3 separate regions of the Mus musculus genome follow, and all the other regions are linked to region 1. Evidence: chromatin loops called from intact Hi-C (ENCODE). Cell type or tissue: heart. All regions are shown on one strand.

Region 1 (8,000 bases):
CGCCCTATCTTCTGAACACCCTAGCTTAATGTAGCCATCAGTGAGTGTGCTCAGGTACTTACATTTCCCTACAGTTGGACAGAGTCTATCCCCTGTATAACCTCTGTGTGCTAGTGGCTCATGCAAGCTGCCAAGTACTTGGCTGGGGATGAACACAGGTTGGTTGTGTAGGCACAGTTTCATACCGTGGTAAATAGAAAACATTGAGCAGAGCGCTGTAAGTGGGGGCTATCACCACATTCACAGTGAGATTGCTGCTGTGGTAGGCAGGGCCTTCTTGCTTGGTGTGAGTTACTTAATGTCCAGTGCTCCCTCCTTCCTGCAGAGGAAAGTTTATATTATCTTTGCACAATGCATACTCTTAATGTGTGTAAATATTCAAAGTACAAGATATACAGATCCATGTCTCTGAGTGTAATGCATGTATGTAAAACTATGTGCCCATGGTAATTGTGCATATCATAGCACTATGGGAATATTTAAATGTAGAAAGTGAATGCCTCATGCCCAGTACCTGTATCTGCCAGGTGAAACTCACCTATGTGGCCTTAGGTGCATTCATTTTGGCTGTTCTGGGATGCGGGAGCTGCTACTGTGGCTGGTTCCTCCTGCCTGTTCTAAGTGGCTCTACGAGAAAGCTCATTGAGGATTTACTTAGTCCCCAAAGCATGGAGCAATGTGCAGTGTGGAGAGTACAAGGGTCTGGTTTGTGCAGTCCTCCCTTCCTCTCTCACTTCCATTCACTTATGCTCTGACTGCGGTGCTGGGGGAGGGGCAGGGGGTGCAATCCTGTGGGTCTGTTCTGAATACTGGGGTAGCCTAACTACATTCTTGGCCATGTACCACTGAGCTTATGAGGACACAGGAATCAGAATAACTTCTGCTAAGTGTGACAGTCCATCACTGTCTTTGCTGGTTTTGTTTTGGTATGCTGGCAGCATTAATAAATAAAATAAATATTTCAAATTGTCTTCTGGTAATTTTTAAAGTTGTGATTAAGCGAAAGGTATCCCCATTGGCATTTTAGATGGTGTCAGGTTGGACATTATAAAAATAACGGCTTATTTAAGATTTCCTATATAGACACTTGTAAAATAAAGAATGTACAATATTGGTTCTTCATCAGAACTCAGCCAGCCAAGTGCCTTCAAAAGTATCTGTCTGAGCATATGCAGATGACTTCCTTGTCATTCCCTGAACAATACAGGGTTACAACGTGGTACTTACATTGTATTTGATAATATAAGTAATCCAAGTATGATTTAAATAAGGTATGCATACAAAGTATTACATTATTTTATATAAGGGACTTGGTTTTGGAATTTAAGGAGACCCTGGCATCCATCTGCCATGACTACAGACTATATTGCTTATATTACTTTTTTCCTTTCTCCTTCTTTTTTTTCTTTTTCTTTCTTTCTCCTTTTCCTTCTTTTTACATTTATTGTTTGTGTATGTTGGAGAATCCAGGATTGAACCTAGGTTATTAAGACTTGGCAGCAAGCTTTCTTACCTAGTGAGGCATCTCTGCAGCCCAGCATGCGTTCCTTAATATTTGTTCTTCCTTTCACCTTAGAGCAGTCTGATGGTCTATGCAGAAGACTGGAGAAGCCATGCATCAGTCCCAAACCTCAGAAGCCATGGGATAAAGATGCCTGGGAGTTCCCCCGGGAGTCCATTAAGTTGGTGAAAAAGCTTGGCACAGGGCAGTTTGGGGAAGTCTGGATGGGTGAGTGTTCAACAGTGTCCCACTCTGGAGGGGATGCTAAAGGGTTCTAGCCTCTGCCAACCACTGAGCCAGGCACTGGGCCACTCAGGAGCATAATTTCTTGCTTTCCTGTCTTGGGCCAAACCCTTGTCTGCTTTGATGCTTGCTCAGTGCTTACAGATGTGGAACTCAATACTTCCTTTCAGGATAGGAACATGGGTACTTGCCCAAATCCTCTCTCCTCTCACATCCATCTTTCATCCTGACACTCTGGGCAAACACTTGAATCTCAACTCAGTGAAAGCTACACTCAGGCTTAGGACCTTTTTTGTTTCTATAAATATATTTTGAGATAATTGGCATTCAATATGATTGTAAGAAAGAACACAGAAGGGGCTGGAGAGATGGAAATATCAGAGATGAAAGAATACTACATACTCTTCTAGCAGACATGGATTAACTCCTAGCACATGGGGCAACTCTCTGCTGTCAGTAACTGCAGTTCCAGGGAATCTGATGCCTTCATTCTGGCCTCCTTGGTACCAGTCATGAAATTATGTATAGATATACATACTGGACAAACACCCAGACACATAAAATAACATTAAAAAAAAAAAGGAGAGAAATGCCAGGTCAAAGTAAAATAGCAATAAAGTTAAGAAACAAGTTCAATTAAGAAAGAGAAGGAGAGGGGGTGGGAAGGAAGGGAAGAAGGAAGGAATGGAGGGAGGGAAGGGAGAAGGGAGGGAGGGAGGGGGAGAGAGAACAGAAGTAAAGAAATATGCCCCACAAAAGCCTGAACAGGAACACTCATGACTGCATTACTCATAATAGCAGGAAAATGCTGTAGAATCCCAGCATTTATGAGAATAAAGCAGGAGACCTTTAAATTTGAGGCCAGCCTGTGCTGCATGGCAAAACTGTCTTAAAAACAAAAGGAAAAGCAACCTGAATCTTTACCAAAGAAATAATGTATAAGCAACAATTGTTATAGCCATAGAATAAAAACTGGTATTCGTGTAACGTAAATGATCCCTTGGAAGGAGCTGGTCACAGGGCTTGGGGGTGGGGTATCATTCCATGTACTCATAGAATGTGAAATGCCCACAACAGGCAAAGTAGGTTCCTGGCTGCTGAGGGAACTCTTTAAGAATTAATGGAAATGTTTCAAAGTAGCTTATAGTAACAACTTCACAACTATGACTAATTGTATGCCTGAAATGGACAAATAGCATGACATATGAGTTCTGTTTCAACAATGCTAGCTTGTATGTGAAATAAACAATATTGTGAGCTTCCGGGTACCACTTATCCAGTCCTGCATAATATCTCATGAAATTCTTGCAAAATATCACTACTAAAATATTGGCATCAATAGTTTCACTCACTCATTCATTCATTCATTCATTCATTCATCTGTGAGACAGTCTTGCTGTCTATCCCTGCCTTGTCCAGAACCCACTACATAGCCCAAGCTGAGCTTGAGCTCATATCAATCCCCCTGCCTAGGTCTCCTAGGTGCTAGGAGCCACCATGAAGCCTAGTTGTTTATAAATTATGTTTTCAAGAGAGGGAGGGAGAGAATGAGAGGAAAGGGCAGGGGAGGAAGAACAAGAAAGAAAATATGACCTGAATGTGAGTTTGGCATCACCGTAGTGCCTGGAAGATTTCATCCTGCTGAACTTTAGCAGGTAGCAAGCACTGGGAGCAAAGCCAAAAGAAGAGTGAGTGGGTGCAGGTGCTGTGAGTGTCAGCCGTCAGAGGTGCCCTGCCTCACCCCTCTGGGCATCTTCACACCTCCATCCACCCATCTGAGCCTGTCTCTCAGCGAGACTATAAAGTTGCCCAGATATCGTTGGATGGTTTTGTTTTTAAAAAAACTCTTTGAATTGTTTACTTTTATGAATGTTTCCTTACATGTATGTCTGTGGAACATTTGAATGTCTGATACTTAAGAAGGTCAGAAGAGGGCACTGGATTCCCACCCCTACCACCTCAGCAGGACTTACAGATGGTTGTGAGCGCCTGTCAGTGCTGAGTATGGGACCTCTGGAAGAACAACAAGTGCTCTTAACAACTGAGCCATCTCTCCAGCCCCCAGGTTTAGTTTTTCATCTTCAAGGAACATGGGAACTAGGGAAGAGATTCTCAGCTGTAACCTGTCCTTTGCAGGAAGTAGGCTGTTAGGATAAAAAGCAAAAGTTGTGTCTGCCTCAAGCTGTTTCCTCTTGTTTGTGTGATATGTGCATCTGCTGTGGGTGCCTTGTTTCCCCTCTGTGTTGTTAATATACCCAGAGATCTGACTGGACAGGGAGGGCGGAGAGGAAGAGACTTCTTAGAGCTTGGTCTCTGGGAGGCTTTATTTTAAGAAATGAAAATTTTAAATTGAGTTTTGTTTGATTCACTCTTTGATTTGGGGGGCTGGAGAGATGGCTCAGCAGTTAAGATCACTGACTGCTCTTCCAAAGGTCCTGAGTTCAAATCCCAGCAACCACATAGTGGCTCACAACCATCCATAATGAGATCTGACACCCTCTTCTGGAGTGTCTGAAGACAGATACAGTGTACTTACTATAATAAATAAATAAATAAATAAATAAATAAATAAATCTTAAAAAAAAAAACTTTGGTTGGTTGGTTTTCTGAGACAGGTCTTACTATGTAGGCCTGGCTGTCCTGGAACACACTATGCAGGCCAGGCTGGCCTTGAAATCAGAACTCCACCTACCTTTGCCTCCTAAGCACTGGGATTAAAGGCACACACTACCACTGCCTGTCTTTTTAATTTTTTTAAGAGATTGATTTGCTTTTATTTTTGTTTGTGAGTGCTCACTGTGTGCATGTATGTTCACTATGCATATGCCAGAAAAGAGCTTGTAGCCCATGGAATTGGAGTTACAGATGGTTGTGATCTGCCATGTGGGTGCTGAGAACAGACCCTATGGCTCTAGGAGAGCAGTCAGGGCCCTGACCCCCTAAATCATCTCTCAAGCTGATACATTCTTATTTAGAGGCAATTTAGTGAAAACTAGTCATCAGCCAACTTCCCAAATCAATTAAGTTTTTCTGAGGTAACTCTCCATCCCTTGGTATATGTATACCTTTTAGCAAGCCAGGAATTGCTAGGATTGAAACTTTCTCAAGTTAAGGTTTTCTTTCTTTGTGACAAAGTGTCACTCCACAGAAGTCCTTTATTATCCTGCCTTTTTTTTTTTTAATCTATCTAGAGCAACAATACAAATGCCTGTGACTCTAATGGAACCTTCAAATGACTGGCTTTTGGTGGGGTCTGCTGGTGTTCTGGAGCTGCAGACACAGCTGTTAAGTCATGGCTGAATCCAAATTCCTTATCAGCATTTTCAATGCCTTTAGCAGCTGCAGTATTTCCTGGCAACTTTTGCTCTGCCTCTGGAAAGCATATTTTTCATCATTTCAAAGGATGTAACAGTTTCCTGGCTCCATTGTTCTCGGGTTGATGAGTGGGAGTGACTTTGTTTCTTTAACTTTGATTCTAGAGGATGTAACAAGTCCACAGAAAAGCTATGGCAAGGATAGTAAAAAGTAATTACAGAGTCCACAGAAGAAACTTGTCAGATCCTAGAGATCCTCTTGTCCCTTCTCTACCACAGCCTCACCTGCCCCCAAACAGCTGCTGTTCTGACCTTTGTCATAATTCCCTGACTTTCCCCCTAGGGTTCTGGAAGTAGAACTTGTGCATGCAGGCAGTACTGCAGTGTCTTTTATATATACTCTGACTACTTTTATGTATGGTACAGCATGTATCAAACAGAATAGTCCAGCTTTGTCTGGGCTTAATATTAATGGGTTATGCTGAATGTATTCTCTTATTTCTTGTCTCTTTTATTAGACACTTTAAGGAATTTGTCCATGTTTTGGGGTGCCAGAACATTTAATGCATCTTCGTTGCTGTATAGTGTTGTTTGTATATGATGCAACAAATATAGAATTTTCTTCATTCATTTCTACATTCACTGGTGAAGTCAGAGTGAGTCTGGGTTGTGGCCACTGTGAACACTGATCTTATTGCGGTTTTGGTGGTGCAAGTGTGCACGAATTTTTGTTTTTCTAGGAGTGATGGATTTGCCAGTCAGGCCTCCATATGTGTGGGGTCAATCAATGTTGGACAGAAAATATTTGGGGAGAGGGTTGCACTTACATTGAATAGGTACAGTTTTTTTTCTTTATACGTAATAATTACAGTCTAACAACTATGTACATAGCATTTGCATTCTACAAGGCATCTTAAGTTACCTAGAGGTGATTTAAAGTATCCATGAAATGTGCACAGGTTGGATGCAAATACTGTGCCATTTTATGTGAAAGACATCCTTGGATTTTCATATGCTCCAGGGACCGAGATCAATCCCCTGTGGACAATAGAGCTGGACCAATCCCTATGAATTATGTAGGGAAGATCACTTATGAATCATTGCTCTATGAATACTGTCCACAGGGCTCAGTTCCACCTGTTCCTAGCAATATACAATAGGCCTTCTCCTGAGCAGAGGACTTGTGCCAACAGCATGGGTCCAGTGTAGCACCCCCTGTGGTGACTCAGAAGGAGGCTACTCCATCAACCTTTGGGATTTCATCACAAAGCTCTGCTGTTAGCATTCAGTAGTACCTGGAAAAATAGCAAAGGCAGGGACTGAGGGAGCTGCCATGCCATCCCTCACTCACTCCCCAGAACTTACCTACAGTCATTGTCACACTGTTTGATTTGGGTCAGGCGGGCTGATTTGGAGGGTTTCTTTTGCATTTCTCTGATTACTAATACAATGGATTTCCTTTTGTTATCCGAGCCACTGTAAGGTGCACCCAAGCACTTACTGCTTTGCTACTTAACTGACTCGTGGGAATCACAGATTCGAGATACTAGTGCCTTGTCAGTTGTTTAAGTCATGGAAACTATTCTCATGCTCTGCCTCTCCCTCTCTCTCTGTGTGTGTGTGTGTGTGGGGGGGGGTTCAGATGTTGATACTGGGAATCTTCCTCGTTGCTCTCCACCTTATTTATTGAGTCAGGGGAATTACTGCACGTTAAACTAGTCTAACTAACTGACCAGTGAGCTCTAGGAATCCTATCTCTGTCCCATCAGCACTGGAGTTACAGGGCTCTGCCTAGCTTTTAAACGGGTGATAGGGTTCCAAACTCAGGTCTTCATACTTCTAAGCGTGTATTTTCTTACGTTTTGCTACCAGTATAACTGATAATATCGTATAACTGAGAACTTCTGTATAAATTAACAAAAATTTCATAATGGAACCTGTGATTCAGTGTAATTTATTTTTTATATATTTATTTGTTATATTTAATGCGTGAATGTTTGGCCTACGTGTATATATGTGTTCTGTATGCAGACTTCATGCTCCCAGAGATCATGAGACAGCATTGGATCCCCTGGAACTTGAGTGAATGGTTGTGACCTTCCATGTGGGTGCTGGAAATCAAACTTGGGTCCTGTGCAAAAACAACAGGTGTTCATTACCTCTGAGCCCCTCAAATATAATTTAAAAGGCTAATTAATGGGATCAATAAAACTGCTCTTAAGGTACATAACAAGGCACCATTTTCACATTAAAATGGCAAATCAACACAATTTCTTTAGCACTCTGTGATGTTTCGGAGGTAGCTTTTGTTACCTTTCCTATCACTGTCTTCAGTTAGTTTAAAACTTATTTCCACTACATTCTTCTTGTTTCTTCTACATAGTCTTAATTACACTTGTTGATCTTATTACACTATAAAGTGTCATGTAGTATAATAAAAAGGAAATATTTTAATAGAGATCAGCCTCTGCCTCCTCTCTCTCCCCCGCTTCCTCTCCTTCTCCTCCCCTTCCTTTCTTTGCAAGGCTGGGGATGGAACACAGGTCGTCACATATGGGCATTAGACACGACCACTGAGCTACACTCCCACCCGGAGAACTCATTCTTAATGGTCAGAAGAAAATCACCAGCTAAGGGTACTCATAGAAATTAATGCTTTTTTTCCTGCTCCTTTTGAAAATACTTTTAAAATAGTAATAATACTTCCTTTTGTGAGAATATGCATATTCATTGTTAATTTTAATAAAAACGGAAAAGATAAATAAAACTATGTAGAAGCCCAAATGCTGTTACCCGGAAGCCACTCTTGTTTGAGTCTGCTGCTTACCACAGCTGATTCACTAGCCTATGAAGGGGTCTATCCACTCCCAGGCCACTCTCTGGTGGCTGCAAAGGCCTGTCACACCAGGTGACACCCCAGCAGATCATTAGGGTACTACCAG
Region 2 (8,000 bases), 250 kb before region 1:
TATGTACCTTAAGAGCAGTTTTATTGATCTCATTATTAGCCTTTTAAATTATATTTGAGGGGCTCAGAGGTAATGAACACCTGTTGTTTTTGCACACGACCCAAGTTTGATTTCCAGCACCCACATGGAAGCTCACAACCATCCACTCAAGTTCCAGGAGATCCAATGCTGTCTCATGATCTCTGGGAGCATGAAGTCTGCATACAGAACACATATATACACGTAGGCCAAACATTCACACATTAAATGAAACAAATAAATATATAAAAAATAAATTACACTGAATCACAGGTTCCATTATGAAATTTTTGTTAATTTATACAGAAGTTCTCAGTTATACGATATTATCAGTTATACTGGTAGCAAAACGTAAGAAAATACATGCTTAGAAGTATGAAGACCTGAGTTTGGAACCCTATCACCCGTTTAAAAGCTAGGCAGAGCCCTGTAACTCCAGTGCTGATGGGACAGAGATAGGATTCCTAGAGCTCACTGGTCAGTTAGTTGGACTAGTTTAATGTGCAGTAATTCCCCTGACTCAATAAATAAGGTGGAGAGCGACGAGGAAGATTCCCAGTATCAACATCTGAACCCCCCCCCCCCCCCACACACACACAGAGAGGGAGAGGCAGAGCATGAGAATAGTTTCCATGACTTAAACAACTGACAAGGCACTAGTATCTCGAATCTGTGATTCCCACGAGTCAGTTAAGTAGCAAAGCAGTAAGTGCTTGGGTGCACCTTACAGTGGCTCGGATAACAAAAGGAAATCCATTGTATTAGTAATCAGAGAAATGCAAAAGAAACCCTCCAAATCAGCCCGCCTGACCCAAATCAAACAGTGTGACAATGACTGTAGGTAAGTTCTGGGGAGTGAGTGAGGGATGGCATGGCAGCTCCCTCAGTCCCTGCCTTTGCTATTTTTCCAGGTACTACTGAATGCTAACAGCAGAGCTTTGTGATGAAATCCCAAAGGTTGATGGAGTAGCCTCCTTCTGAGTCACCACAGGGGGTGCTACACTGGACCCATGCGGTTGGCACAAGTCCTCTGCTCAGGAGAAGGCCTATTGTATATTGCTAGGAACAGGTGGAACTGAGCCCTGTGGATAGTATTCATAGAGCAATGATTCATAAGTGATCTTCCCTACATAATTCATAGGGATTGGTCCAGCTCTATTGTCCACAGGGGATTGATCTAGGTCCCTGGAGCATATGAAAATCCAAGGATGTCTTTCACATAAATTGGCACAGTATTTGCATCCAACCTGTGCACATTTCCTGGATACTTTAAATCACATAGGTAACTTAAGATGCCTTGTAGAATGCAAATGCTATGTACATAGTTGTTAGACTGTAATTATTACGTATAAAGAAAAAAAACTGTACCTATTCAATGTAAGTGCAACCCTCACCCCAAATATTTTCTGTCCAACATTGACTGACCCCACACATATGGAGGCCTGACTGGAAAATCCATTACTCCTAGAAAAACAAAAATTCATGCACACTTGCACCACCAAAACCGCAATAAGATCAATGTTCACAGTGGCCACAACCCAGACTCACTCTGACTTCACCAGTGAATGTAGAAATGAATGAAGAAAATTCTATATTTGTTGCATCATATACAAACAACACTATACAGCAACGAAGATGCATTAAATGTTCTGGCACCCCAAAACATGGACAAATTCCTTAAAGTGTCTAATAAAAGAGACAAGAAATAAGGGAATACATTCAGCATAACCCATTAATATTAAGCCCAGACAAAGCTGGACTATTCTGTTTGATACATGCTGTACCATACATAAAAGTAGTCAGAGTATATATAAAAGGCACTGCAGTACTGCCTGCATGCACACGTTCTACTTCCAGAACCCTAGGGGGAAAGTCAGGGAATTATGACAAAGGTCAGAACAGCAGCTGTTTGGGGGCAGGTGAGGCTGTGGTAGAGAAGGGACAAGAGGATCTCTAGGATCTGACAAGTTTCTTCTGTGGACTTTGTAATTACTTTTTACTATCCTTGCCATAGCTTTTCTGTGGACTTGTTACATCCTCTAGAATCAAAGTTAAAGAAACAAAGTCACTCCCACTCATCAACCCGAGAACAATGGAGCCAGGAAACTGTTACATCCTTTGAAATGATGAAAAATATGCTTTCCAGAGGCAGAGCAAAAGTTGCCAGGAAATACTGCAGCTGCTAAAGGCATTGAAAATGCTGATAAGGAATTTGGATTCAGCCATGACTTAACAGCTGTGTCTGCAGCTCCAGAACACCAGCAGACCCCACCAAAAGCCAGTCATTTGAAGGTTCCATTAGAGTCACAGGCATTTGTATTGTTGCTCTAGATAGATTAAAAAAAAGGCAGGATAATAAAGAACTTCTGTGGAGTGACACTTTGTCACAACAAAAGAAAACATTAACTTGAGAAAGTTTCAATTCTAGCAATTCCTGGCTTGCTAAAAGGTATACATATACCAAGGGATGGAGAGTTACCTCAGAAAAACTTAATTGATTTGGGAAGTTGGCTGATGACTAGTTTTCACTAAATTGCCTCTAAATAAGAATGTATCAGCTTGAGAGATGATTTAGGGGGTCAGGACCCTGACTGCTCTCCTAGAGCCATAGGGTCTGTTCTCAGCACCCACATGGCAGATCACAACCATCTGTAACTCCAATTCCATGGGCTAGAAGCTCTTTTCTGGCATATGCATAGTGAACATACATGCACACAGTGAGCACTCATAAACAAAAAATAAAAACAAATCAATCTCTTAAAAAAAAAAAAGACAGCCAGGCAGTGGTAGTGTGTGCCTTTAATCCCAGTGGTTAGGAGGCAAAGGTAGGTGGAGTTCTGGGTTCAAGGCCAGCCTGGCCTGCATAGTGAGTTCCAAGACAGCCAGGCCTACATAGTAAGACCTGTCTCAGAAAACGAACCAACCAAAGTTTTTTTTTTTTTAAACAGATTTATTTATTTATTTATTTATTTATTTATTTATTTATTTATTATAGTAAGTACACTGTATCTGTCTTCAGACACTCCAGGAGAGGGTGTCAGATCTCGTTACGGATTGTTGTGAGCCACTATGTGGTTGCTGGGATTTGAACTCAGGACCTTTGGAAGAGCAGTCAGTGATCTTAACTGCTGAGCCATCTCTCCAGCCCCCCAAATCAAAGAGTTAATCAAACAAAACTCAATTTAAAATTTTCACTTCTTAAAATAAAGCCTCCCAGAGACCAAGCTCTAGGAAGTCTCTTCCTCTCCCTCCTCCCTGTCCAGTCAGATCTCTGGGAATATTAACAACACAGAGGGGAAACAAGGCACCCACAGCAGATGCACATATCACACAAACAAGAGGAAACAGCTTGAGGCAGAGACAACTTTCGCTTTTTATCCCAACAGCCTTCTTCCTGCAAAGGGCAGGTTACAGCTGAGAATCTCTTCCCTGTGTTTCAGATCTTCTAATGTGAGAGGCAGTCTGTGAATAACACATTATGATTAACAAAAGTTATAATTTACTCACTTAACAATGATATAATTTTAATTGGCTGGATTTTGTTTTGTACCCATGTGAAAAACTACTTCCCATGTTCCTTGAGGATGAAAAACTAAACCTGGGGGCTGGAGAGATGGCCCAGTAGTTAAGAGCACTTGTTGTTCTTCCAGAGGTCCCATACTCAGCACTGACAGGCACTCACAACCATCTGTTAGTCCTGCTGAGGTGGTGGGGGTGGAAATCCAGTGCCCTCTTCTGACCTTCTTAAGTATCAGACATTCAAAAGTTCCACAGACATACATGTAAGGAAACATTCATACAAGTAAACAATTCAAACAATTAAAAAAAAAAAAAAACAAAACCAACCAACGATATCTGGGCAACTTTATAGTCTCACTGAGAGACAGGCTCAGATGGGTGGATGGAGGTGTGAAGATGCCCAGAGGGGTGAGGCAGGGCACCTCTGACGGCTGACACTCACAGCACCTGCACCCACTCACTCTTCTTTTGGCTTTGCTCCCAGTGCTTGCTACCTGCTAAAGTTCAGCAGGATGAAATCTTCCAGGTGCTGCGGTGATGCCAAACTCACATTCAGGTCATATTTTCTCTTTCTTGTTCTTCCTCCCCTGCCCTTTCCTCTCATTCTCTCCCTCCCTCTCTTGAAAACATAATTTATAAACAACTAGGCTTCATTTTGGCTCCTATCACCTAGGAGTCCTAGGCAGGGGGATTGATATGAGCTCAAGCTCAGCTTGGGCTATGTAGTGGATTCTGGACAAGGCAGGGATAGACAGCAAGACTGTCTCACAGATGAATGAATGAATGAATGAATGAGTGAAACTATTGATGTCAATATTTTAGTAGTGATATTTTGCAAGAATTTCATGAGATATTATTCAGGACTGGATAAGTGGTACCCGGAAGCTCACAATATTGTTTATTTCACATACAAGCTAGCATTGTTGAAACAGAACTCATATGTCATGCTATTTGTCCATTTCAGGCATACAATTAGTCATAGTTGTGAAGTTGTTACTATAAACTACTTTGAAAGATTTCCATTAATTCTTAAAGAGTTCCCTCAGCAGCCAGGAACCTACTTTGCCTGTTCTGGGCATTTCACATTCTATGAGTACATGGAATGATACCCCTCCCCAGCCATGTGACCAGCTCCTTCTGAGGGGTCATCTACATTACATGAATACCAGTTTTTATTCTATGGCTATAACAATTGTTGCTTATACATTATTTTTTTGGTAAAGATTCGGGTTGCCTTTCCTTTTGTTTTTTTTTTTTGTTTGTTTGTTTTGTTTTGTTTTTTTTCAGACAGTTTTGCCATGCAGCCCAGGCTGGCCTCAAATTTAAAGGTCTCCTGCTTTATTCTCATAAATGCTGGGATTCTACACCATTTTCCTGTCTATTATGAGAAATGCAGTCATGAGTGTTCCTGTTCAGGCTTTTGTGGGGCATATTCCTTCACTTCTGTTCCTCTCTCTCTCTCTCTCTCTTTCTCTCTCCCTCCCTCCTCCCTTCCTTCCTCCCTTCCTTTCCACCCCCCTCTCTTTCTCTTTGTTAATTGAACTTGTTTCTTAACTTTATTGCTATTTTACTTTGATCTGGCATTTCTCTCCTTTTTTTTTAATGTTATTTTATGTGTCTGGGTGTTTGGCCAGTATGTATATCTATACATAATTGCATGACTGGTACCAAGGAGACCAGAATGAAGGCATCAGATTCCCTGGAACTGCAGTTACTGACAGCAGAGAGTTGCCCCATGTGCTAGGAGTTAATCCAGGTCTGCTAGAAGAGTATTTAGTGTTCTTTCACCTCTGATATTTCCATCTCTCCAGCCCCTTCTGTGTTCTTTCTTACAATCATATTGAATGCCAATTATCTCAAAAAATATTTATAGAAACAAAAAGGTCCTAAGCCTGAGTGTAGCTTTCACTGAGTTGAGACTTCAAGTGTTTGCCCAGAGTGTGAGGATGAGAGATGGATGTGAGAGGAGAGAGGATTTGGGCAAATACCCATGTTCCTATCCTGAAAGGAAGTATTGAGTTCCACATCTGATGCAGCACTGAGCAAGCATCAAAGCAGACAGAGTTTGGCTCAAGGCAGGAAAGCAAGAAATTATGCTCCTGAGTGGCCCAGGGCCTGGTTCAGTGGTTGGCAGAGGCTAGAACCCTTTAGCATCCCCTCCAGAGTGGGACACTGTTGAACACTCACCCATCCAGACTTCCCCAAACTGCCCTGCGCCAAGCTTTTTCACCAACTTAATGGACTCCCGGGGGATCTCCCAGGCATCTTTATCCCATGGCTTCTGAGGTTTGGGACTGATGCATGCCTTCTCCAGTCTTCTGCATAGACCATCAGACTGCTCTAAGGTGAAAGGAAGAACAAATATTAAGGAACGCATGCTGGGCTGCAGAGATGCCTCACTAGGTAAGAAAGCTTGCTGCCAAGTCTTAATAACCTAGGTTCAATCCTGGATTCTCCAACATACACAAACAATAAATGTAAAAAGAAGGAAAAGGAGAAAGAAAGAAAAAGAAAAAAAAGAAGGAGAAAGGAAAAAGAGTAATATAAGCAATATAGTCTGTAGTCATGGCAGATGGATGCCAGCGTCTCCTTAAATTCCAAAGCCAAGTCCCTTATATAAAATAATGTAATACTTTGTGTGCACACCTTATTTAAATCATACTTGGATTACTTATATTATCAAATACAATGTAAGTACCACGTTGTAACCCTGTATTGTTCAGGGAATGACAAGGAAGTCATCTGCATATGCTCAGACAGATACTTTTGAAGGCACTTGGCTGGCTGAGTTCTGATGAAGAACCAATATTGTACATTCTTTATTTTACAAGTGTCTATATAGGAAATCTTAAATAAGCCGTTATTTTTATAATGTCCAACCTGACACCATCTAAAATGCCAATGGGGATACCTTTCGCTTAATCACAACTTTAAAAATTACCAGAAGACAATTTGAAATATTTATTTTATTTATTAATGCTGCCAGCATACCAAAACAAAACCAGCAAAGACAGTGATGGACTGTCACACTTAGCAGAAGTTATTCTGATTCCTGTGTCCTCATAAGCTCAGTGGTACATGGCCAAGAATGTAGTTAGGCTACCCCAGTATTCAGAACAGACCCACAGGATTGCACCCCCTGCCCCTCCCCCCAGCACCGCAGTCAGAGCATAAGTGAATGGAAGTGAGAGAGGAAGGGAGGACTGCACAAACCAGACCCTTGTACTCTCCACACTGCACATTGCTCCATGCTTTGGGGACTAAGTAAATCCTCAATGAGCTTTCTCATAGAGCCACTTAGAACAGGCAGGAGGAACCAGCCACAGTAGCAGCTCCCACATCCCAGGACAGCCAAAATGAATGCACCTAAGGCCACATAGGTGAGTTTCACCTGGCAGATACAGGTACTGGGCACGAGGCATTCACTTTCTACATTTAAATATTCCCATAGTGCTATGATATGCACAATTACCATGGGCACATAGTTTTACATACATGCATTACACTCAGAGACATGGATCTGTATATCTTGTACTTTGAATATTTACACACATTAAGAGTATGCATTGTGCAAAGATAATATAAACTTTCCTCTGCAGGAAGGAGGGAGCACTAGACATTAAGTAACTCACACCAAGAAAGAAGGCCCTGCCTACCACAGCAGCAATCTCACTGTGAATGTGGTGATAGCCCCCACTTACAGCGCTCTGCTCAATGTTTTCTATTTACCACGGTATGAAACTGTGCCTACACAACCAACCTGTGTTCATCCCCAGCCAAGTACTTGGCAGCTTGCATGAGCCACTAGCACACAGAGGTTATACAGGGGATAGACTCTGTCCAACTGTAGGGAAATGTAAGTACCTGAGCACACTCACTGATGGCTACATTAAGCTAGGGTGTTCAGAAGATAGGGCGAATGAAATGTATTTTCAACTTATAATATGTCAAGTCACAATGGACATATTAGAACACGTGATCACTGGAAGTCAAGGAGTATCTACATTAAGTTAGAACTACTTGTAGAGTACTACCCATGGCATTACCTGAAGGAAACAATTTCTATAAAGTAGCATTTGCCACTTTACACTAATCATTATAAAGATAATCTGCCTCTCCCGGCCTTCAGTTTTGACTTACTTTGGTAATGCTTAATCATGTCACTGATGCAGGGAAAAGTGATGCGAGGAGAGATGTAATAGCCACCATTGTCCAGACTTCTAATTTTGTAGTGCTTAATGACATCACCATGCATAGGGTCATAATCTCTGACAGAAAGAGAGAAGCTTCCTGTGGAAAACAGTTAAGAGAAGGCATGTTTATATGTTATTAATAAGGTCTACATTATACCACACTGTGATAACCATTTTACCATGAAACATACAAATACAACCTCATCACATGAAAGCTCTGCAGCCTTGTGCAGTGATGATTTTAGCCCAGGCACGTGGGAGGCAGAAGCA
Region 3 (8,000 bases), 72 kb before region 1:
GAAGAGATCCCTTCATGGGTAAGAACCTTTGCTGTGCATGCCTGTGTTTGCCAAGACACAGGCAGAACCTAGGAGCTTGCTGGCCAGCCAGTCTATCTCAAATAGAAAGCTGTGAATTTCAGTGACAGACCCTGCCTGACAGGAATAAGGCAAAGAGGAAAAGAAGAAAGCATTAGGCATTGTCCTCTGGCCTCCTTATGGACACATGATTGTATGTACCCACACCCATACAGAGGCAATGAGCCTACAGACAACACAAAGTGGTGGTCTGAATGTTAAGTGTCCACTTTATAGCCTCAGGTATTTAAACACTTGGTCCTATTGTTGGCAGCACTGTTTAGGAAGGTGGTGTATCCTTCTTGGAGAAGGCACATTACTGCGGCAGGATTTGAGAGTTCACAGCCTTGCCCACTTCCAGTCTGTACTTTCAGCTTTCTGCTGCAGTTGTCTGTTGGCATGCCTCCTGACATGGACTCTTCCTTTGGAAAAGTCAAAATAAACTCTTGCATAAGTTGCTTTTTGGTCATAGCCCTTTGTCACAGCAACAACTAATACAGCTAACGTGAAAGACACAAGGATACTTTTGAGAAGCTCAGACCTTTAGGGGTGTTTCCTTTTTATATGCATTCTTCTTTCTATCAACATTCATGCTTACCTCTGTGTTCAAAACCTCAGCTTCCTAGAGTCTTTTCTGCTGTGAGGTTAAACATTCTGTCTTCATTTAAGTAGCTGTCTCTAAGAAGTCCTCCGAGGGTGCTGTAGGTGACAGCACAGTTATTTCTGCACTTTCTGCCCCACTATGACTGACAGAACCTTTCTCTATAGACAGAGGTTTTTTGGAGAAATGGCCTTGGAAACAGGTCTAAAAGAAACAAACAGGTAGGTGTGAATGGGAAAAAGCATTCCTAGTAACCCAAGCTCTGTGTAAAGTCTAGAGGCAGTTAAAGCCTATGAAACTGAAGGAAAAGACTAAGAAGACAGTCAGTGAAGTAAGCAGGGGGTCAAAATATATAGGATTGTACAGAAGCCTGGATTGTCCTTAATTTATAACTGTGGTCCAATTTTAGAGTGACATACAATGAATATCCACATTCAGTAGAAACTGAAGTTTAGCTTTTGAATTTATAGTTCACATTTTAGATTTTTGAAACTCTAGAAGATTCACTTAACCATTACCCCCGGGAAAATCAAAAACCAAATTATATACTTCAATATACAATGTTACAGAAAGAAAAATGGGGGCACTGTGAGGACATGTTGGACCAAAGCAAGACCAAATTCTGTAGCTCTATGTCATAAGGCTGGACTTTTAATTTCAATTTCACTGCCAAATTTGCAGTGTTTTCTATGTAGTACTAGCTATTAAGTCAAGAGTGAAGGGTTCTGGATTCTTCCTGAATCTTTTCAGAGGTCTCTGAGGGAGACCAAGCAACATGTTACACAGATGCAACCCCTACACAAAGGCTGAAAAAGTCATTGCTGGTAGTTTCTCTCTGAAAGAAACAAATTCAATACTTTAGCCTCAGGCAAGTTCTCAGGACTTGGACAGAAAACAGCCAGATTTTGCCAAAACAGCACAGGAATGGATAAGTTAGTATGAAAATCTTGATTCCCTCTTGAGCTGGGACTCTACAATCTATCTTATTCTCAACACTAATGCCTATCAGGTTCTAACTAGAATGGCCTATTAAGCTCTGCTTATAGCATCCAACTTCTTTTCTAGTACAAAGTCTTCCACATTCCTCCAAAAACCCACCACAAAAACAAATAAACAAACAACCCAAAACCCCAACATGGCCAGGTTCTTCACAGCAACAGCCCATTTTCTGGTACCAACTTCTGTCCTAATTACTTTCTGTTGTGATAAAACACCGTGATGGAGAGAGAGCAACTATGGAAGACATTATTTTGGCTTACAGTTCCAGAGAAGAGTCTATAATGGCAGGGAGACATGGCAGCTGGCAACTGGAAGAAGAAGCTGAGAGAGCACATCTTCAACTGAAAACATGAAGCAGAGAGAATGCAAACTAGAAGTGGGCAACACTATGAACTCTCAAAGACTGCCCAAGCTATCTACTTCCTCCAGCAAAGGTTTACCTCCTTCCCAAACAGTGCCACTAATGGGAACCAAGTGTATACAGACCTGAGCCCATGTTTGGCTCAGTTTACTCATCAGCCATGTTTCTGGTGGCTTCTGAAGCTCTATCTCAGTGGGTCAATAAGAAGTTCATGTAAGATTACAGAGAAGCCCCTGATGATAAATAGGATTATAACTGATAATGAGAAATTAAGATGTTTTTACTGTGAACAAACGTTAGTCTTAGAGCCATTTCCAGAAAATTTCAGGTTCACATCTATAAACTAGTAAGTAAGACCACAAAAGTTTATGTTTAAGCATGGGTTAATTGTTATTTTAGCAGTCTCTAAAAAAACAAAACAGAACATATACATAGATACATACATATATACATACATACATACATATGGCAGAATGTGGTGGCACACACCTTTAATCCTAGTGTTGGGAGCCAAAGACAGGCAAAGCTCTGTGAGTTTGAAATTATACTGGTTTACGTAGTGAGTTTTGGGCCAGCCAGTCACTCAGTCACTTGGTAAGACCATGTCTTAAAGTCTTTAGGGTTGGGTCTCTATTTGCACCACGTGGACCCTGAGGATCAAGCCCAGGTCCTCAGTATTGGTGGTAAATGCCTTTACTCATTGAGCCACCTCACTGCTGCAGTCCAACTTTTCTTCCTTTCCTTTTTTTCTTTTTCTTTTTTTCTTCTTCTTGAGATAGGCTTTCTTTGTGTAACAGAACCCTGACTGTGCTAAAACCTATCTGAAGACCAGGCTGGCCTCGATCTCAAGAGATCAGCCTGCCTCTGCCTCCCCCTTCCTGAGTGCTGGGATTAAAGGCGTGAGTATTCACACCAGCCTATTTTAATACTTACTCAAACTATTTTTACATAAAAGTAATGTTTTCACTCAGGCCATTTTTACATAAAATTCTGTTAAGGATACTGGTTTTCTCGACTTTCTGCCAAAAAGGCACTTCAAGAAGACTCTAAATGGAGGAGTTCCTTTCCTCTCCCAAGGCTTCATATTTTTCACTGTCCATCCTGCCAGATTGCTATCAAAGCACCACAGACATGTCTCTTATCCAGTTGAGTTAACTGAGTAATTGTGCAAACCGCTACCTTAGTGCAATATTGATCTCTTTTGCTTAGAAAGTGAATTCAGCGCAGCCTGGTCCCATCTTATATTCCATTACCTACCAGCATCTAATAGGAGCATAAAAAAGAACTTTACTGAATTAAATGTACACCTGAGCGTTGGGAGTCATTTTTGTCTGCTTCTGTAAAAGCCTGTCTGTTAGGCGGAGTCAAGGCAGGTCAGGCTGACAGATTTCCTGGCCTGCCAACGGCATGGAACAAAAAGCTACAACTGAGGCTCAAGGAGAGAGGCTGAACGTTCGATTAATCTTTGTGGAAGGAACAGGGAGGCCTCCGGATGGGAACAGATATCCATTCTCTGTCAGCCATTGTCTGTGCTAGTTTGTGACTTTGTTTCCCATGATACTGTAAAGTGTATTAAGGTTATGAGAAATACATTTGGGGCCAGTGTGGTTCAGGCCTGCAGCCCTCCGGATTTCTAACCTTTGTCTCTGAGTCTTCTTTTCGGTCTTATAATCATCCTCACTCCCCCACTAGAAGACTGTTCAACTCTGAACCAGCAGGACCTGTGCAAATGAGCCTAGTACATTTTTTAAATGTTAAATTTAACATGGTGTTATATTTCTTTTTTGAGGAAACTTTCAGATATCTTCCCTCAAGTACATAATGAAAATGAGTACCTTCAAATTTAAAATTTGTCAATGCTTTTCCCACCAGAAGGTACTTTCTATTCTGGCAATTTTAAACATGAAACCAACATTTCCCCCAGAGATGTCTCTAAAACTGCCATAAACAGTTAACACTTTTATCTCAAATAATTAGACGTTTCAGATACATAAATTTTTGTTGGAAAGGATTTTACAGTTTGCAAATAGAGCTCTAATTTGATCCTTCATCTCATCAATCTATTTGTATTAGTTTACACTTCACACTCCATCTTACTGGTATAGCTCAGGATGGTCTTGAATTTGCTATCCTTCTGCATGGCCAATACCTGGGCCATCTCGCCCGACTCAACCAATGTTGAGATTGGCCCTTCATTTATGGAAACCCGAAATGACACATATAAGGTACCACATTTAAAAAAAAATCAAAATTATATTAATCTTCCCTTTAGTAATTGCAGTAGAACATTCCTTCATGCCCGCGGGGTTTCGAGTTTCTTAGACATCAGGTCATGTGGCTTTCTGGAAAGCCTCTCTCTAACTCTGCGACACCCCCATTCCTGAGCAAGGACAGAAAGTGAGAGAGGACCGTCGCGACTTACTCCACAAATGCCCGGGAGCAGAGGCAAAGGATCTTGTACTCCTCCTCGCGGTCTTCAATGAAGAGCAGCATTTCGGCCACATGGTTCCACTTCTCGCAACACATTTCGTTATCCGGGCTCGCTCTGGTGTTGTCCGCGACTGGGCCGGGCGCTGTTGCTGAAGACAGAAAGGCGTAACTCGCGCGGGCAGAGGAGCGGAACGCGCCTGGGGACGCTCGAGCCGGGAGCCAGCCAGCCGCGCTACCGGAAGCAGCGACAGCAGCTACCGGAAGGGGCGGGGCGACCGACGGTCCTACACCCAATGTGGCTCGGCCTTCTTCCTCTCAGGCAGTTAAAGGAAACCGGCACTACCCGCGTGTCTGCTTCTCCCGGCTCTGCCGCCGACCAGCTGCCGAGGTCGCCGATTTCCTGTGACTTTCTTGTCAGGTGCGTCGAGCTCCCCATGGACTTCTCCATGCTGTTCTAGCCGGTAGCAGGCGTGGTGTCCTGGTCGCGGGGCCCGGAGCGGAAAGCCGGACTAGTTCCCGGCCTCTGCGCCTGCGCCGTGCAGTATATCTACAACTGCAGTATTCCTTCCTTTCATAACTCCTAAATTCAATATACCAGTCTAGATGTGAATTATAGATAGGCATGGTGGTATACACCTTTAATCTCAGACTTGGGAGGCAGAAGCAGACAGATCTCTCTGAGATCAAGGCCAGCTTAGTCTGCAGAGCAAGTCAGGTCCACACAGATGCTGTCTCAAAAATAACTAAATGTCTTACAGCATTATTGGAGAGAGTGACTAGAGTTAGACTATGATGCAGTAGAAGAGTAGTCATTAAAAGAGTAGGGGACTTTAACCAAAAGTAGAAGAGCATTTTTATATTGAAAAACAAAATCTTTGCAAGGTAATGTACATCAGAACCCGGAGAAAGAAGCTTGAACTCAAGGGGTTTTTGTTGTTTGTTTTCTTTTTATTGATAAGTGACACATGGGTGTGAGGAGAAGGCTTATTGGTTATTCGAGTTGGTTAAAGGGACAAAACATTCACGGGTGCATGAAAGTTGTCCTCCGCCTTCACATGCTCACTCATGCATCCTCCCCACAGGGTCAGGTGATTAAAAAAAAACATTTTAAAATTCTTTAAAAAGCCAATGGCATGTAATAATTTTACATATTTCTGGGTCACGGGGCAGCATTTCAGTGCATGTAGAAGATCATGAGAAGATACATTCATGAGAAGATCCGGGGAAACGATATATTTCTCACCTCAGACACTGTTTCTTTGTGTTGGGGCATTCAAACTGTTCTCTCTTAGCTGTTTTTGGATACTCACTTTGTAATCCAGTTTTCCTACTGTGCTTTAAAAGTTAAGTCTTCCTTTTGGCTATGCTCCACACCCACTAAATCACCATGTCTATATACTTCCCTGCACTTGTCCTGACTCGCTGTTAATCTTTGAGATTAACTTCCTTGTATGAGAGACTGATATGGCACCACCCAGAGTTAGTGTGAGACTTCCCACCTCCATTAACAACAGCAAAACCAACCAAACAACCTCACAGACATTCTCAGAGGTTTGTCTCTTAGGTGGTTCTAAACCCATAAGCTGACAGTCAAGAGTAGCAACAACAGTGTTGCTATCTATTCTTCATATGTTTGATAGCCAGTGACTATTCAAGCCCCCCTTTTAATGGGATTATTTGGGTTTTTTGACTACTTAGAAATAAATCTTTTGACTCTAGAAATAAATCTACTGTTCAACTAATAGTTTTTTTTTTTGTTTTTTGTTTTTTGTTTTTTGTTTTTGTTTTTTTTTTGTTTTTTTTGCTTTGGATGTCTGTTCTTTGGAGGGCATAGTTTCCCCTATATTTTCTTTTAATACTTTAAAGGGCAAAATAACATTGCTGCCTTTGTTTAAAAGAAATTGGTGGCAAGAGCGTGGGTTTATTTTTATATTCTGTTTGGTTTCCTTGGTCTACATGTCTTCATGACAGTTCCATGTTCTGGTTACATTGAAGGTGGGTATGGTAATGCCTTCAGCATTATTCTAGGGCTCGGGGTTGCTTTGGACATTTCGTCTTTTGTGTCTCCATGTGAGTTTGGGGATTGTTCTAGTTCTATGAATGTATTTTTCTATTTCTGTGAAATGTCTGATTTTTTTATTAGAATTTTGCTGAATCCAAATACCGTTTTGACTAGTATGCACATCTTAACAACATTAATTTCTCCAAAACAAGAACATGGAATGTTTTCATTTTTTATATCTTCTTAATATTTTGGCCTTGTTTTTTATAACTTTTGTTGTAGAGATCATTCTTTTTCTTTGTTAAAGATATTCTTCATCTCGCTTAGGTTTTGAATGTACACTGTGCTCATAGCTGGAGGTAATATATATCTATATACATTACATATATATACACATATATATACATATGTACACATACACACACATATGTATATACCTGCAGTTTTCACTGAGGCTTACTCTATGAGGTTGTGAATTTTCTAGTGTAGAATTTTCTACTTGATGGCATTCAGATTTTTCAGTTTTGGAGCAGCTTGGGTTTTGGGGTTGACAGTGGTTACTTAACCTATATAGAACTTGGTCCTATTCTTAGTTTTAGGTATCTACCTGAGTCCTAGAATGTACACTTTGTGGTTAAAGGAGACTACTATAATTCTATTAATAAGTTTTCTAAGGAGGTACTAAATAAAGCTATAAAGTCACAAGATGCTAAAACTTATTAGCCGGGTGGTGGTGGCACACGCCTTTAATCCCAGCACTTGGGAGGCAGAGGTAGGCGGATTTTTGAGTTCTAGGCCAGCCTGGTCTACAAAGTGAGTTCCAGGTCAGCCAGGGCTATACAGAGAAACCCTGTCTCAAAACAAAACAAAAAAACAAACAAAAAAACCAAAAAAAACCCCAAAACCTTATTAAAATGTAAACAAGTCTATTGGAGTCAGTGCCTTAAACAAAAACAGCCAAAGTTTCAAACTGTTAATTGGGCCTAAGCAATTTCCTTTAACCTATATGAAAGTTTAAACATTTTGTTTATTAGCAGTGTTAAATACAAAAACAATTTTTGAGGTACAGTTCACAATAATATGTACCATTTTATACTGTGTAGATTAGTGGGTTCCGTCATCCTTACTCTCTAATTCTAGGGTATTTCGTTATCTCTTTGACATTCCCCAGCTCTGGCAACCACTAACTTTTCAAATTACCTTGTTTTGGGTATGACATATCAGTGGACACAAACTGCCTGGCCATTTGTCATTTTGTTTGTTTTTAATTGTTCACTCATGTTGCAGCAGGTCTCTGCTCTCTTGACTGAGTGGTGCTGTATTATATGGCTATATCATTTGTATCCACTCATCAGTTGGTGGGCATCTTAATCTACTTTTCAACTATTATGAATGATTCTGCTACTAATGCACAAGTTTTGGTGTGAATGGTATGTCTTTAGTCTTCTTGGGAATATATGTAGTAGTAGATTTGTTGGGTAATATAGTAACATGTTTAGCTTCTTCAGAAGCTGTCTGTCTGGCCTCTAAAGGCAGTAAATATTGCTATA

Evidence for each region. Peaks named below come from ENCODE experiments on the same cell type or tissue, not always from the same donor. Only the 100,000 strongest peaks of a DNase experiment are listed, where the experiment ranks them.
Region 2: a loop joins it to region 1, with 15 times the contacts of the local background. A loop is called at or near these places in 14 of 42 quality-filtered maps.
Region 3: it touches region 1 in a loop (7-fold over the local background); 3 of 42 quality-filtered maps call a loop at or near these places.

Annotation. Positions count from the first base shown.
Region 1 is chr4:3,499,826-3,507,825 of GRCm38, reverse strand. It overlaps the pseudogene Gm11787. Among named protein-coding and RNA genes, the nearest start is that of Mir3471-2, 33 kb to the left of the region's middle. In heart, a CTCF peak has its summit at 3,687 (motif pointing right); no DNase peak of the experiment used is centred here.
Region 2 is chr4:3,746,538-3,754,537 of GRCm38, reverse strand. Lyn (LYN proto-oncogene, Src family tyrosine kinase) reads right to left here. Exons shown (of 13, transcript NM_001111096.1): 7 at 7,678-7,827; 8 at 5,725-5,877. Among named protein-coding and RNA genes, the nearest start is that of 6330407A03Rik, 36 kb to the right of the region's middle. In heart, no CTCF peak of the experiment used is centred here; a DNase peak (open chromatin) is centred at 3,367.
Region 3 is chr4:3,571,570-3,579,569 of GRCm38, reverse strand. It overlaps Tmem68 (transmembrane protein 68), which reads left to right and starts at 4,717. Exons shown (of 8, transcript NM_028097.4): 1 at 4,717-4,866. Tgs1 (trimethylguanosine synthase 1) reads right to left here and starts at 4,691. Exons shown (of 13, transcript NM_054089.4): 1 at 4,441-4,691. The coding sequence starts at 4,544. In heart, no CTCF peak of the experiment used is centred here; a DNase peak (open chromatin) is centred at 4,719; H3K4me3 peaks cover 2,683 bases; H3K27ac peaks cover 1,365 bases.